Regions from separate parts of the Homo sapiens genome. Here region 2 is linked to region 1. A link is an interaction called in ENCODE POLR2A ChIA-PET data of the cell type or tissue named here. Cell type or tissue: Panc1. All regions are shown on one strand.

Region 1 (5,000 bases):
TAGGCAGCTGTTGTCTTTTTGTGCTAGGATAGTGAATTGCAGTTATTTTTCTTCATTGTCTTCTTTCAGAAATTGACAGATAGTAATGAAAGATGCAGGTTATATTCAACAAACCTAAACCAGTGTACTCAATAGTGATATCTCTAATGCTTTCTTCCACATAACCTTAAAATATTTACTGTGTTTGATGATATAATTTATTCAGAGCTGCTTTAATAACGATGCTGTCCTGAAATTTTCTACTATATTTAACTTCATAAAACATTTTAAATCCTATTATGAAAGCCCAGAGTTTTTATTTTTAAGTTAAATATGTAATGCTGCCTATAAATCAGCAGGTAATTCCTACACTCTGGAACTCTTTACTTGAATGAAGTTGAATATTTTAATGCATTTCAAGAAAGAGCTGCTGGGTGCAGGTAAGGCTGCAGTATGGAATTCTCTTCTCTGCAGTTACTAAGAAGGAGACACCTCCTTTGGACCCTCAGAAGCTGTACCTCTACCTTCTGATTTACTTTTAAATTATTTATGTCCCCTTTGGCACTCTCATACTTATTTGGCTTATAAAACAAGAAATATTCCTCAGGAAGGATTTAAATGATAAGAGTTATGCACATTTTAAAAATGGATTCATAGTTCTGAAACTGTCAGAATAATTAGTTTATTTTCTATTGTAGTAGTTATGGGAGTTTTAGCATGAGATCTGGATTTTGCAAAGAACTTGGTAAGACTGTATTTTTTTTTCGTTAATGAGAGCTATTTCACATTCATAGGTCCTTGATCATAAAATCCCTGCAAATTTGATACAAAGTTATCAGTGTCTGAGAGATCTTAAATTCTTGATTAGAATTGAAAGCAAATTTTAGCTATATATGTGAACATATCTTTAAATGTGCTGAAGTTTTTATTGAATACACCAGTTTTTTTTTAAGCAAATGAAATATCAGTTGATGCATTATAAAACAAATTCTACTGTCAACTATTAAAGGGAAAGCTAGAGTTTGTTCAGATACATTCATTTATTCATTCAACATCTATTTTAGACATTATTCTGGGGATACAGTGGTATACAAAACAGATAAAATTCCTTGCCCCTTGAGTCATCCATTCCAGGAAAGGAGAAAGGTAATCAACACGATCAACATGATAAGTTAGTAAAATATAAGTAAATGAGAGTGATAAGTCCTGGGGAGAAAAAAATAAAATACGAAAGGAGAAAATGAAATAGAGGTGAGGTTGCAGGGAGAGGGGAAGTGTTGAAATTTTAAATAGGGTAGCTAGGGAAAGACTCACTGAGATGGTGCCTTTTTAGTGAAGAGCTGAAGAAAGTCAGGGAACAAAGTATATGGCTATGTTGGTGGGGGAGGTGGGGTGAATACATCATTTCTTTGCCTGGAATGACGTACCCACCCTGCCTTCCTCCCCAACACAGTCATATACTTTGTTTTGTTTTTCTTTTTGTAGTTTATACTCATATATTTGAAGAACAGCTAGAGGTCAGCTCTGGCTGGAGTGCAGATAACCATGGGTGGAGAGTAATGGAGAATGAAATCTGAGAGGACACAGGAAGTCCAACCATATGAGGCCTTTATAAGGGCATTGAATTTGACTGAGATAAAAGGCCATTAGAAGGTTTTGAGCAGAGGAGTGACATGGTGTGATTTATGTTTTAACAGGATGACTCTGGCCACTGTGTTGGGAGTAAAATTCAGAGGGGCAAGGACAGAAGTAGGGAAACTATTTCTGCAGTAAGAGGCTGTTGTAAACCAGAAGAGAGGTGGTAGTGGCTCCCACATGGTAGCAGTGGAGATGGGGAGATAGTGAGAAGTGGTCGAATTGTGTGCATGTTTAATCACCTTTATTGAGGTGTAATTAACATACAATAAAATGTACACAATATACAGTTAGGCATTTTAATCAGTTTATTTACTCATGACTACCACCACAATCAAGATATAGATTCCATCACTCCAAAAGATTCCTTTATGCTCCTGTCAGTCAGTCCCCAGCCCCAGCCCCCGGCCCCAGGCAACTACTTTTCTGCTTTCTATCATTGTAGAATAGATGTTTTGTTAGGAGAATTTCACATAAATGGAATCATACCATATGTACTCTCTTTTCTGGCTTTATTTTAGCTCAGCATAATGTTTTTAAGATTCATCTATGTTGTTGTATATATTAATAGTTCCTTTTATATTGCTAAGTAATACTTCATTGTATGACAGTATATTTATTCTGAAGGTTGAGCTGTAACATATGACAGAAAGACAAGTCTAGGTTGAGTAACAAGAATGGAGTTGCCATTAACTGAAGTGGAAGATTGCAGGAGGAACTAGTTTTGGGAGGGTGAGGGAAATGTGGGCATCAGAGCTTAGCTTTGGACATGTTTACTAAACAAGTTTTAAATGTCCACCAAATAGGCAAATGGAGATGTCAAGTAGGCAGTTGGAGTTCAGTGGAAAAGTTTGGTCTGCAGAAATAGAGTTGGGAGTCATTGGCACATAGATGGTATTGAAAGCCACAAGAATTTGGGAATAAATGTTGAGAGAAAAGAGGTCCAACTACAGAGCCCTGGGGCACTCAAACATTTATTGAGAGGGCGCAAGATGAGGTAAAACCAGCAAAAGAGATTGAGAAGAAGCAACCAAAAAGGAGGAGGAAAACCAAATGAATGTGGTACTTTGGAAGCCACAAGAAAAGGTGTTTCTAGGAGGAGAGAAGGATCAGCAACTATGTCAAATGCTACTGACAGATCAAATAAGATGAGGATTGAGAAATGATTACAGGATTTAATACTGAGAAGTTTATTGGTAACCTTGAGAAGAGTGATTTTAAGATAGGAGTGGAGACAGTGCATTCAAGTTTTGATGTAAAGGGAAGATGAGAAATATAGCAGTAACCGGAAGGGGAAATGGGAGCAAGGGAGCTTTTGTTTTGTTTTTGTAGGATAAGAGAAATAATAGCATTTCTATGTTGTTGGCAGTGATTCAGTAAACAGGGAAGAATTGATGATGCAAGAGAGAAAGGAGAGAGTTGCTGGATCAGTGTCCTGGAGAAAGCAAGAGAGAATGGGATCTAACACACAGGTGGGAGCAGTGTCTTTGGCTTGGAGCATGGGCAGTTTATTCATAGTGTTATAACATAGCTGTGGTTGTTGATGAGACCTTAAATAGATTAAAGCAGTGATAATAGGGAGGAAAATGGACTAGATTTGAGATTTTAAAAAATCTATAGGAACTGGGGCACAGTGGTATGCACCTGTAGTCCTAGCTATTCAGGAGGCTGAGGCCAGAGGACCACTTGAGCCCAGGAGTTTAAGACTGTAGTGTTCTATGATCACACCTGGTGCATAGCCACTGCACTCCAGCCTGGGCAATATAGTGATGCCCTGTCTCTAAAAAAGTTTTTTTTTTTTTTTTAATCTGTAGGAACTGGTAATTGCTCAGAAATGGGAGGTGAGAGAATTTGGGTACTAAGGGTGATGCTCTTGGCTTGGCTTACTGTTGGATGTTGTCAACTCCTTCCTTCCTTCCTTCCTTCCTCTCCCTCTCTCTTTCTTTCCTTTGTTTTCTTCTTCTTCTTTTTTTTTTTTTTTCAGGGCCTTGCTCTGTCACCCAGGCTGGAGTGTAGTGGCATGATCATGGCTCACTGCAGCCTCGACTTGCTGGACTCAAGTGATCCTCCCACCTTAGCCTCCCAGGTAGCTGGAACTACTAAAAAAATTAGCCTGCACCACCATGGCTGACTAATTTTTTTTTTAATAAAAAATTTTTATTGTAATAGTTATTTTTTGAGTTAAAATTTATATGTGTGTATGTTTAATCAACTTTATTGAGGTATAACTCACTATGTTGCCAGGGCTGGTCTTGAATTCCTGGGCCCAAGCAATCCTCCTGCCTTAGCCTCCCAAATTACTGGGATTTCAGGTGTTAGCCATTGTGCCTCACTGTCAGCATCTGAAATAGAGAATATAGGAGAGCAGAGGTAGTGGTGAGGGACCTCTTATGTTTAAGGTGTCTGTGGGACACATAGATGATGGTAATTGGATCTGAGTCTGGGCTGGAAATGGAGATTTGTGATCGTCAGCATACTGCTGGTAGGTAGAACTAGAAGTTGAAAATATGAATGCCTAACGGCTAGGCAGATAAGTACAGTCAAGTGCTGCATAAGGACATTTAGGTCAACGATGGACCACATATATGATGGTGGTTCTATAAGATTATAATACCATATTTTTACTGTACTTTTTCTATGTTTAGATACACAAATACTTACCATTGTGTTGTAGTTGCCCTCAGTATTGAGTCCAGTAACATACTCTATAGCAGGGCATCAAATCTTTTGCCTTCCCTGGGCCACATTGGAAGAAGAATTGTCTTGGGTCACACATAAAATACACTAACGATAGCTGATGAGCTAAAAAAGAAAATTACAAAAAAACCTCATAATGTTTTAAGAAAGTTTATGTATTTGTATTGGGCTGCATTCAAAGCCATCCTGTGCTACATGCAGCCTGTGGGCAGCAGATTGGACAAGCTTGCAGGTTTATAGCCTAGGAATGATAGCCAAACCCTATAGCCTAGGTGTGTAGTAGGCTTTACCATCTAGGTTCATGTACTGATGTTGGCACAGTGATGAAATTGCCTAATGATGCATTTCTCACGACACATCTCTCAGAACAGATTCCAGTCATTAAGCAGTGCATAACTGTAAATGAGTGAAGAGTATGGCTGTGTAAAGACTAGCAAGTTGGAGAGGTCACACCCTGTGTAAAGGGATAGCTGCCACTTAGTTCCAGACAGTTGTAGGCTTGGAATGTTTGCCCATTGTTGTCAGATCATCCTTTTTTTTCCAAGAGAAGCCAGAAATTAATTAATTAATTAATTTATTTATTTATTTATTTTTTGTGAATGGGGTTGAGTGTGTGTGTGTGTGTGTGAACTCTCCAGTTTTAGGAACAATTTTTTATGTAGACCGAATAAAATGCATCTATGGGCTAG
Region 2 (5,000 bases), 62 kb before region 1:
CAGCCTCCCCAGTAGCTGGGATTACAGGAGTGTGCCACCATGCCCAGCTAATTTTTTTTTTTTTTATTTTTAGTAGAGAAAGGGTTTCACCATGTTGGCCTGGCTGGTCTGAAACTCCTGACCTCAAGGAGTGATCCACCCACCTCAGCCTCCCAAAATGCTAGGATTACAGGCATGAGCCACCACAACTGGCCTTCAATGATTATTTTAGAGAGATAGTTTAACAATCTCCTGACCATCATCTGATGGTCACCTGACATTCCTGGATTGGGGGGGGGGGCTTTCCTGCCCTGCTCTTGTCCGCCTAACTACCTACTCTAACATATAGGCTAACCAGCTACTCTCAACTTCTTCCTTCCTCCACCTACCTTATAAATCTCTCTCACCTTGGATAATTCCAGTGATGCACCTCCTGTGTTCCTAGACACAGGCTGCTGAGAATTGCTGGGGGAAAAAAAAAATCCCTCAACCATTCAAAACAAGATAAGCCAGTGCTACCAATAGTTTGTATGTTTAAACTCAGAGGGACCCTTATTGCTACTTCCATCCCTTTTTTTTTCACTTCACAGAGCCCTTCCCTCTTGCCTTTTACACTTCATCACCTTCTTAAAGTTCACTGTCTAATTCTATGACCTCCCCTTCCCCCTTCCTATCTGTTAATGACCTAATTCATATAGAAATAGAGTTCACCAAGGAGAATGCCTCTTAATTTCCTGCATTTGATCTTGAAGTATTTTCCGTAGGCCTTAGCTTTCTCAAGCCTCTCTCATTTTTCCCCATTCTAATTATTGATTCTTAATCTTTTTTCCTGGTTTCTCTTCTTTTTCCTCTTCTTTAAATTTTGCTGTCCTCTAGGGTTCCATCCTGAACCATACACTCTATCCACATTCCCTGATCTCAATGCTTCCTATGCCTTCAGCTACCTTCTCTCTCCTTTTTTTTTTTTTTTTTTAGAGATAGGGTGTCACTCTGTCGCCCAGGTTGGAGTGCAGTGGCACCATCAAGGCTCACTGCAGCCTCAACCACCTGGGCTCAAGAGCTCCTCCAATTTCAGCTTCCTGAGTAGTTGGAACTACAGGTATGTGCCACCATGCCTGGCTTTTTTTTTTTTTTTTGGTAGAGACAGGGTCTGGCTATGTTGCCCAGGCTGGTCTCAAACTCCTGGCTTGAAGTGATCCTCCTGCCTCATGCCTCAACCTCCCAAAGTGCTGGAATTATAGGCATGAACCACCACTCCTGGCCAGCTACCGCCTATGGATTAAAACTCAAATGTGTAATTCCAGCACTGGTTTATTTCTTGAGCTCCAAATTAGGATATCCACTTGCCGGCTGAATGTCTATTTTTTTTTTTTTTTTTAGACGGAGTTTTGCTCTTGTTGCCCAGGCTGGAGTGCAGTGGCGTGATCTCGGCTCACCACAACCTCCACCTCCTGGGTTCAAGCGATTCTCCTGCCTCAGTCTCCTGAGTAGCTGGGATTACAGGCATGTGCCACCACGCCCGGCTAATTTTTTGTGTCTTTAGTAGAGATGGGGTTTCACCATGTTGGCCAGGCTGGTCTTGAACTCCTGACCTCGTGATCTGCCTGCCTCGGCCTCCCAAAGTGCTGGGATTACAGGTGTGAGTCACCACTCCCGGCCCCACACATATATCTTACAATGTAGAATATTCTTGTCACAATACACTGTGGATGAACTCATTAAGGACGCTGTGAGATAATTGCTACCTGAATTAGAATGTGTAATTCACTGTGGAACATAGTAAAGGTAAGATTAGCTCTATCTGGGGGTGGGCACAGGTGTGGGTGTCCAAAGAAACTCTCAAAAAGGAACTGATATTTGTTGTTGTTGTTGTTGTTGTTGTTGTTGTTGTTGAGATGGAGTCTTGCTCTGTTGCCCCGGCTGGACTGCGGTGGCGCAATCTCTGCTCACTGCAACCTCTGCCTCCCAGGTTCAACAATTCTCCTGCCTCAGCCTCCTGAGTAGCTGGGATTATAGGCGTGCACCACCATGCCCAGCTAATTTTGTATTTTTGGTAGAGACGGGGTTTCACCTTGTTGGCCAGGCTGGTTTTGAACTCCTAACCTTAATTCAGATCATCTTCACAAACATTCAACATGGGCTGCTATGCCCCAGGCAGTATTGTTATATTGGAGATAGAGAGGTGAATAAGTCACTGACCTCAATGAGATTTTAGCTGGAGAAGCTACTTTTTCCTTGACTATCATTTATTCAAGAAAGTGGCTTGGGAGAATTAGCTCCCTAATCTCTATGAGCTCCTCTCAGCCAACCCAAATAAGTACAAAGCGTAAGTAAAAATGGTTTCTGGCAATCCAGCTTCCCTAGCCTTCCCTGACCCTTTTATTCAGATTGCCTGCTGCTGCTAAGCAGATTGCCTGCGGCTTTGTGTTCCATGTTGTCTACGTGAGGCACTGTGCTAAGCTTGTGGATGCACATATGACTGAGTCCTCAAAGAACCCAAGAGATAGGAGAACCAGGCACTCAATGAGTAGATGCAATAGGTTGTCCCAGACACTGTTACATGTTTGTTCAGGGTGTAGATGGGGCTGTAAAGAATGAAAGGTCACTTCCATCTGTGAAGGAGGGTGTTTGTAAAATGTTTAAAGCCCGAGGTAGCTGAGATGTGGGTCTCCAAGGGGACACTGGAAGGAGAAGACAAAAGATCAGTTCATTCCTCTTTTCTTTCCTTAGAACACTTACAGAACCTAAATCTCCTAAAATATTTTCTCTCCCTTTCTCAACTCTCTTTTGCCTGAAAATCATAGCTTTTCCTAAACTTGATGTTTCACTTTCTTGCTCTGTAGCTAGTGGAAAGGGTGAAAAAAAAAAAAACAGGACTGTGAACAAAACAGGCTATGCCTTATTTTGCTTCTACCAAATATAAGCATGATCTTGTTTCCTCTACACCCAGCAAAGGACAGTCAATGTCTTGTAGGTTTCTGTGTTTTTCCTTAATAAAACAACACTGTAGGAATGTTGTTTTATTTGATGCTCGACAAATACCAATTAAGAAACATGACAACAATAACAGCAATAACAAAAAGCAGTTGGTGTGAAGTTTAGGAAGAGAAGACAGCAAACCAACAACAACAGAATGCATTATGAAGTAATTTGTACCTACACTCTTGGCTGTGAAAAGTTGGAAATAATTTTTGCTAGAAACTAAGGGAAAAAATTAATGGTCTAAACAGCTGTGTAAAGGAAGGAAACTTCCTATGGAGAAACACAAGCCATTCTTGTTCTTCCTTTTTAAAAACAAAACAGGCCAGGCACAGTGGCTCACACCTGTAATCCCACACTCTGGAAGGTCAAGGGGTGGGGGGTGGATCACCTGAGGTAGGAGTTTGAGACCAGCCTGGCCAACATGGTGAAACCCTGTCTCTACTAAAAATACAAAAATTAGCCGGGCGTGGTGGCGGGCGCCTGTAGTCCCAGCTACTCAGGAGGCTGAGGCAGGAGAATCGCTTAGACCTGTGAGCAGGAGGTTGCAGTGAGCTGAGATGGCGCTACTGCACTCTAGCCTGGGTGACCGAGTGAGACTCTGTCTCTAAATAAATAAATGAATAAATACATACATACAAAACAAAACTTGGCTAAATGATTATTCAGTTACAAAAGTTAGAAACCTTGGTATTATCTCTGATTCTCCTTACTCCCTCCTCATTTAATTCCATTGCTTAGTGAGTTTTAAAATCTTATCTCCAAAATGTTTCTCAATAAATATACAGAATAGTATCTTTCCTATTCTTCATCCATGCTGTCATTGTCCAAACTGAAACTCTCTATTGCTTGATTAGCTTTTTAAAACTCTCTTTGTCTTCTTATCTCATCTTGCTCCTCTCCATTTTGTCCTCAGTTTTGCTGCCAGAATGGTCTTTCAAAAATCATGTCTTTAATATTTATTGATATTCTGAATGGCAGGATGAATCTGTCCCAGCTCCTGTCCTTGACGAGTTTTTGATGTTTTACGGTTAACATTGACTCTACCTTTCAGTTCTGAGTCTAGTCCTTTTTTTCTGCTATGCATCAGCTGCCACATCATTTCCACAAGATGCCAGTCACTGAGGAATGTAGGAACTATAGCCGATGTGTCTCCACCACGTGTAACTTTAGCTAATTATTTAAAGAATGTAGTTTGACACTTTGTGTAGAATGTAGAAAAAGTGCTGTGGAAATGGACATGGTTTTATGAGTCAAGAACTGCACTTGATCCTGGCTTTCCCTGATGACCTGTGTTTTGACATTTGAAGCTAAGTAGAGCCTGCTGATGCCTGGTGACCCTGATGAAAGTTAAAACTGATTTAGAAGTTGATGATGTTGCCTGTGTCATGTCCAAGACATTTATTTACTACACTTAATCTTAGCCAAATAACTGAGAAGTGATCAAGACATTTATACATAAACAATGAAGATATAGCTTGCTGCTGGGGTGAAATGGATCTGGCATGCAAAGACCTAGATTCTAATTCTGGTTCTGCTGTTTACTAGTTGTGTGACTTTTGGCAAGCCACTAAATAACTCTGTGTTCTAGTGTCCTCATATTTAAAACGGGTGTGATAGTACAAATCTTGAAGGATTGTTGAGGGGAATAAAGGAAACAACGTAACTCATGGAGTTTAGCACAATCCTTGAAACCTTTTGGTCAGTTTCAATGGAACAGATAATTCAGATCAAACAATAATTATTAAGCACCTTCTGTGTGCCAAGAACTGGGCTAGTTTCTAGGACTACAAAGATAAGGCCTGGTTCCTGCTGTTAAGAAGCTAATGGAGGGATACTAATGAACACTATGTAAATTTTTTAACTCAATCTGAGTCATGATGTTTCAAGATCCCCACAGTTTGCTTATCCCAAAAGACATCCGCAACATGAGCTATTCTGCTGATTAGTCTGGAACATCAAGTTTCTATAGGAAGTGTATAGTGTGTTTTGAGGAGGCCATGTAGCATGATGAAAAGACAGGTATGTGTTTATATGGACTC

The links. ChIA-PET counts read pairs that join two places held together with the same protein. Peaks named below come from ENCODE experiments on the same cell type or tissue, not always from the same donor. Only the 100,000 strongest peaks of a DNase experiment are listed, where the experiment ranks them.
Region 2: POLR2A ChIA-PET joins it to region 1 with 6 read pairs; 3 of 35 experiments call an interaction of 5 or more read pairs at or near these places.

Annotation. Positions count from the first base shown.
Region 1 is chr1:51,670,486-51,675,485 of GRCh38, forward strand. All of the region lies in intron 3 of OSBPL9 (oxysterol binding protein like 9), which reads left to right. Among named protein-coding and RNA genes, the nearest start is that of OSBPL9, 56 kb to the left of the region's middle. In Panc1, no CTCF peak of the experiment used is centred here; no DNase peak of the experiment used is centred here.
Region 2 is chr1:51,608,409-51,613,408 of GRCh38, forward strand. It overlaps LOC105378719 (a long non-coding RNA gene), which reads right to left. Exons shown (of 3, transcript XR_947339.4): 3 at 2,575-2,660. It also overlaps a transcript of OSBPL9 not described here. Among named protein-coding and RNA genes, the nearest start is that of OSBPL9, 6.2 kb to the right of the region's middle. In Panc1, no CTCF peak of the experiment used is centred here; no DNase peak of the experiment used is centred here; H3K27ac peaks cover 1,244 bases.